Linked DNA regions of Homo sapiens: region 2 is linked to region 1. Evidence: chromatin loops called from intact Hi-C (ENCODE). Cell type or tissue: mammary epithelial cell. All regions are shown on one strand. Links, peaks and the distances in the headings refer to the core of each region. The heading gives the core; the rest is flanking DNA.

Evidence for each region. A loop is a pair of places that touch in the nucleus more often than their neighbours do. Peaks named below come from ENCODE experiments on the same cell type or tissue, not always from the same donor. Only the 100,000 strongest peaks of a DNase experiment are listed, where the experiment ranks them.
Region 2: a loop joins it to region 1, with 8 times the contacts of the local background. A loop is called at or near these places in 28 of 110 quality-filtered maps.

The regions. Positions count from the first base shown.
Region 1 is chr15:92,076,074-92,078,981 of GRCh38, reverse strand. All of the region lies in intron 2 of SLCO3A1 (solute carrier organic anion transporter family member 3A1), which reads right to left. Among named protein-coding and RNA genes, the nearest start is that of SLCO3A1, 220 kb to the right of the region's middle. In mammary epithelial cell, for the core only: a CTCF peak has its summit at 1,432 (motif pointing right); a DNase peak (open chromatin) is centred at 1,451.
Region 2 is chr15:91,972,215-91,975,122 of GRCh38, reverse strand. All of the region lies in intron 2 of SLCO3A1 (solute carrier organic anion transporter family member 3A1), which reads right to left. Among named protein-coding and RNA genes, the nearest start is that of SLCO3A1, 120 kb to the right of the region's middle. RefSeq lists enhancers at 34-534, 535-1,035. In mammary epithelial cell, for the core only: a CTCF peak has its summit at 1,423 (motif pointing right); DNase peaks (open chromatin) are centred at 602 and 1,482; H3K27ac peaks cover 1,354 bases.

The DNA of each region.
Region 1 (2,908 bases), core at 308-2,807:
CTGTTTCTCACAGGGCGCAAGCTCGAGTATGGCAGATGAGTCACAGGACATCAGTGAGGGAAATATCCCCATTCATAGCGTAGGGCCAGAGCTGGGTTTTGAGGCAGGTCTGTTGCTAGTGAGGATGACGGTGCTGATGCCTAGTGAGCTGAGGGCTGAGTTCTAGCACATTCCATGTACTACCTCATTTAATCGTCGCCACAACCCTATGCGCAGATACACTCCCATTTTAACGTAAGGAAACTGAGACACAGAGAGATGAAGTAACGTGCCCAGTGATACATGTACAGTAAGTGGGAAGCTGAAATAAAAACAAAGCAGAGGACTAAAGAAAGGGGAGGAAGAACAGGAAGAAGGCAGGAACAGCCTGGGCAAAGCAGGAACAGCCTGGGCAAAGGCAGAGGTGTGGGAGAGCCCCAAGATGTGAGGCAGACAGTAGACGGAGACCCTTGCAAACAAGAAGAGTCAGTGGTGTGGCTGTGTAGGAGATGGCTGGGCTGCAGCTGCCCGCGGAGGTGCGCCGAGGTCAGGCTATGACCTGCCTACAGCAAGAAGCACAGCAGCTCCTGGGCTCAGGTGTGTCCTGCTCAGGCTATGTGGCCTCAGGGAGACACCTGCTATGGAGTGCTGCTGTGGAGGTCCCTGAGGCTCGGAAAACCTTGGGGATGAGCCCAGGCCTCAAGGGCAAGACCCAAGTCAGGCCCTGTGCTAGCCAGCTCTGGTGCTCCCAAAAGCCAACTTGTGTAGTTCCCAGTTATTTCTCACTCTCATTCACTAGCATGCTCAGGTGTTCACTCAATGGGGATATAGCGAACTAACTCGGTTTCTGCTGCTCCACAGTGGAAAGCCCACTGCTACCTCGAGATCCAGCTCTGTTGATGCCATGAATAATGGCAACAACAAAATCATTCTTAATTAAATACCCGCCATGTGCTAGGGCCTTTAGACACTGCATAGAATGTAATCCTCACAACCCCGAGAGGCAGGTGTCTTCACCATCAGTTTATAAATGAAGAAATGGAGGCACAGAAAAGTTACATTACCAGCCTGTGGCCACACAACTGCGTAGGAGCCCAGGTCCTGCAGGATCCTGCACTTCCTCCCACTCAGAAAGGGGAAATGGCAGCAGAAGGTTGAGGGCTTTGGAAATCCCTCTAACTCTAAGCTAATTTTAGAGAAATCTAATTAATTCCAAAGGAACCAGCGCCTGCAGAGTGCTGAAGAACCTGCTCAGAGCCATATCCCTGCTGGCTCTGGGAAGCCCAGGGTCCTGAGGGAGACAGAACTGAGCTTTAGTGGCATGGGGCCTCTACTTGGGACTCCACCCCGCACCTACAGTGTGGGGGATCTCTGGACCTTAGTTTATCCATCCTCACCTCGTGCTCCACCACCAGTGGAAATGGCGGCAAAGGCTCAGGTGCTTCCTCTTGTCACCAGAGGGAGCCAGACGCTTTCTCATGCCAGGGAATGCCTGCCTCACTGGTGTGGCTGAAGCAGTGCAGTTCAAGGTAGGAGGGTCACCAGCTCCTCTGAGGGTGGCTCCCCCGCCTGTAGGAGGACACGGCGGGGCAAATGACTCTGTGGGAGTCTGTGGTAATCAGTGAAGGTCCTCACGCCGTGTCTGTCAAAAAAATGACCATCTCCGAAAAGCCCAAGAAGGGAAGGGAGGCCTGCTATTACCCCAACCACAGGGTAATAGAAGGACCCATATCAGGGACCTCCCTGATATGGTTTCGCTGTGTCCCCACCCAAATCTCATCTTGAATTGTAGCTCCCATAATTCCCACGGGTCGTGGGAGGGACCCCATGGGAGGTAACTGAATAATGGGGGTGGTTACCCTCATGCTGTTCTCACGATAGGGAGTTCTCACGAGTTCTGATGGGTTTATACGGGGCTTTTCTCCATTTTGTTCAGCACTTCTCTCTCCTGCCACCATGTGAAGAAGGAAGTGATTGCTTCTTCTTCTGCCATGATTGTAAGTTTCCTGATGCTTTCCCAGCCATCCTGAACTGTGAGTGAATTAAATCTCTTTTCTTTATAAATTATGCAGTTGTAGGTGTGTCTTTATTAGCAGCATGAGAATGGACTAATACACTCCCCAATCTCATACAGTCCGTACTTGACTCGGTTCATCTTCCCAAAACATATTAAATCACACTCATCCCCTATTTTAAACCCTCACAGGCTTCCTGACTCCATGCCAGGCTGTGCGACTACAGGCAGATGGGGCTCTGAGTGCAGGTGGGGACCTGGCTCAGGGCCTCCCTCCGAGTGTGTGCTGACTGGTGGGGATTGCCCTGGCTGGTGTACGGTGCTGGTGTACAGTGTCCAAGGAGGCCCGTGAGCACCAGAGTGAGGCTCAGCAGAATGAGAATCAGGCTCTGGGGGCAGAGTGGGTGGGCTAGCGGCAGGTCCCTGGGGCACTGTCTATCCGTGGATTCATGCCCAGGCCCCATGCAGGAGCAAATGAGTAGAGACTCAGTGATCATGCATAGGGCACAAGATAGGGATGGGAGCTGGGGTTCCAGGATAAAGCAGAAATCCTAACATCAAAACTACGTCCTGCATCCGGGGAAAGTACTGAACATGCAGCAGAACATAGGCTGCATCAGCAGAAATCCCTCCTATCTAGAGGCAGGGTTGGTGTCCTGAGGTTCTGACTGGGAAGGGCAGACTGCAGAGGTGCTAGCCAGGTTGGCACCAGCTGCACGCAACCGATGCATTCTCACCCCTTTCCAACCTCACCTCCAGCGGGGCCCCTACACCATGGGTTTTGTTTGACGAACGGTGGAAAACAGTCAAGATGTGAGTCAAATGCAAATTTCACCCTGATTTTATCACTAAGGGGGACACGGCCGCTTGCTGACATGACAGTCGGCTGATTTTGAAGCCTGGTGAAAACTAAGG
Region 2 (2,908 bases), core at 276-2,775, 100 kb after region 1:
AATTTACTATATTCTAGGCACCATTCCAGGCACTTTATTTGCACTAAATCATTTAATCTCATAAAACACCTATGATGCAGGAACACTTATTCTACTCATTTTACAGATAGGAACTGCAGTACAGAGAAATTAAGTTAACTACCCCAGACTGCACACAGAGGAACCCCAGAAGCTGGGATGGGAACCCAGACAGGGAGGCTCCCAGAGCCTGGCCCTCTGTAAAGGGTATCTAGTGCCAGCAAGATTTGCTTTCTTAATGAAGGAACTGTCTTGTCTATTTTGATGCTAAATGGGGACACTGGCTTCATCACACCTCTTGAAGACAGGGTCACCCCTACCCTATCACAGAGGGACTGGAAATGAATGTCTCCGCCTTCCTGCCAGCACAGCACATCTTTCCTCTTTCGGAGAGATTTTCCCTAGAAGCCACAGTGGACACTTGCAGGAGGCACCCAATTCTCTGCTCCCTGGGGAGTTCCCTGTGGTCTTCCCCTCACCCCACCTCCCGCCTCCCTGCCCTGCCCACAGCACACGCCTACCCTGCCTGGCTCTGCCCGCTGGCACCTTTTACCTCCCACCACGCTCTTCCCTCTGCCTGGACTCTCCCTTCACCTTCTAGTTTCCAGCAGTGACTCACCCAGAAACCTTCACCCTCCTCTGTTTCTCCAGGCCAAGGTGCCCGTTGCCTCCTCTGGAGCCCTGCAGCACTTGGCAAATACTCTCAATACAGGAATTTACACAACTCATTTTTATTCATGAGTCTGTCTCTGAAAACTGCAAGTTCCCCCAGGATACACTGCAAATGCTAAGAAGGCTTAGAGAAATAATAATAATAATAATAATAATAATAATAATAACAATAATGAAAATGGTGTCCGTTTAGGTCAGGCTGACCTCCTATGAAGGGACCTGGCTTTCTGGAACCTGCTGTCCTGGTTCTTATCCTTACTGTTGGACCCCAGGCTGACCTTGAGCCTTGAGTGATGTCCCACATCCCGTGAGTCTTTTCCAGATGGCTTTGGGTCCACAGCCTGGTTTCTTAGGTCCAGGGACACTCTCTCTTGCCTGCCTTGTCACCTACTGGTGCCTGCTCACCACAGAACAGGTACCAATAGGCCTGGCTCACAGACAGGTCATATCTTACTGAATATAGAAAATGTAGAAAGAAAAGTGAATTTTGAGCCAGGAATGATGGCACATCAGAAGGAAATACCTTTATAGAAGTTTCTGGATATAGTTTGTAACTTTTCAGCCCATAACATGCTCCCAACTCAAACCACTTCGAGAGCCTGCTTTCCCCTTAATCAGGTATTCTCAGGCTTGGCATTATTGACATTTGGGGTTGGATAATTCTTTGTTGTGGATGCCGGTCCTGTGCACCGATGGAGGCTTGACAGCATCCGCAGCCTCTCCCCACTAGATGCCAGTAGCACTTCCCCTGTGTTCCAACCCTGTTATGACAGCAACCAAAAATGAATCCAGACACTGCCAAACGTCATGAGGTGCAAAAGCACCCAGGTTGAGAAGCTCTGCCCTAACTCGCCCTCGAATCCTGCAATCGCTCACTCAACTTCATTCCCTTCAAACGCACCATGATTTTAGACACTCAGACAATACACCAGCTTCAGCCCCCCTTCTTCCTGCTGTTGCATCTGTTTTTCCAGTCAGCCACCAACTAAAGATAATTGTATCTTGACTTGTCACAGGTTTGAATTTAAATTCCACCCCTTACTAGCTGTGTGTCCTCTGACAATGCAGGTAACCTCGCTGTGCCTGCTCTTCATCAGCAGAATGGAGATAATGGTATCTCAGAGGGCTGCCGTCAAGTTCAAAGACATCCAGTGTGAAGTGCCTGGGAGGAGCAGGCACCTGAGAATTCATTCGTTCCTTGGATATCCAAGACCACTTCTTCTCTGGGAAATGAGAGAGCAGAGGGGTTGCAATCCCCACCCTTTTGCCTCAGTTCCCCTGCCCCAGGGCACTGCCCGTTGCCCTTTTCTTTTCTTTTTGAGACGGAGTCTTGCTCTGTTGCCAGACTGGAGTGCAATGGCGTGATCTCGGCTCACTGCAACCTCTGCCTCCCGGGTTCAAGCGATTCTCCTGCCTCCCTAGTAGCTGGGACTACAAGTGCATGCCACCATGCTTAGCTGATTTTTGTATATTTAGTAGAGACGGGGCTTCACTATATTGGCCAGGATGGTCTCGAACCCCTGACCTCAGGTGATCCGCCTGCCTCGGCCTCCCAAAGTGCTGGGATTACAGGCATGAGCCACCATGCCCGGCCCCACTGTCCTTTTCTATGTATGTGTGGACAGAGGGGCAGTTCATCCACAGTCAAACCTGGAGGACCGAGGCAGCACCAGGAACCACACCAGAGGCCACGCAAGGGCATTCCCTGGGCCTCTGTCCTGACCTGGAGGACAAGGGCTCATCACTGCAGCACCCTTTCTAATAAATCCACCGTACTGAAGATCGATCGGTCAGCACGTTTCCCTGGTGCCTTGAGCCTCAGTCTGTTTGAGGTCCTGTAACAATACAACAGCCTGGGTGGCTTATAAACAACAGAAATTTACTTCTCACAGTTCTGGAGTCTAGAAGTCCAAAAGAAGGCGCCACCAGAAGATTTGGTGTCTGTTGGAAGGCCACTTTCTGGTTCACAGATGGCATGTCCTAGGTGTACCCTCACGTCATGGAGAGGGCGAGGCACCTCTCTGGGGCCTCTTTTATAAGGGTACTAACCCCATCATGGGGGCTCCTCCATCATGACCTATTCGAGTTCTGTTGAAATCTAACCCACCTTGGGTTAGGATTCACACAAACATTCAGACCATACCACCTTGGTTCATGTCAGCACCCTCATCTCCCATATCCACCTCCCAACCCAGCGCAGCCACCTGTCTGAAGGTAT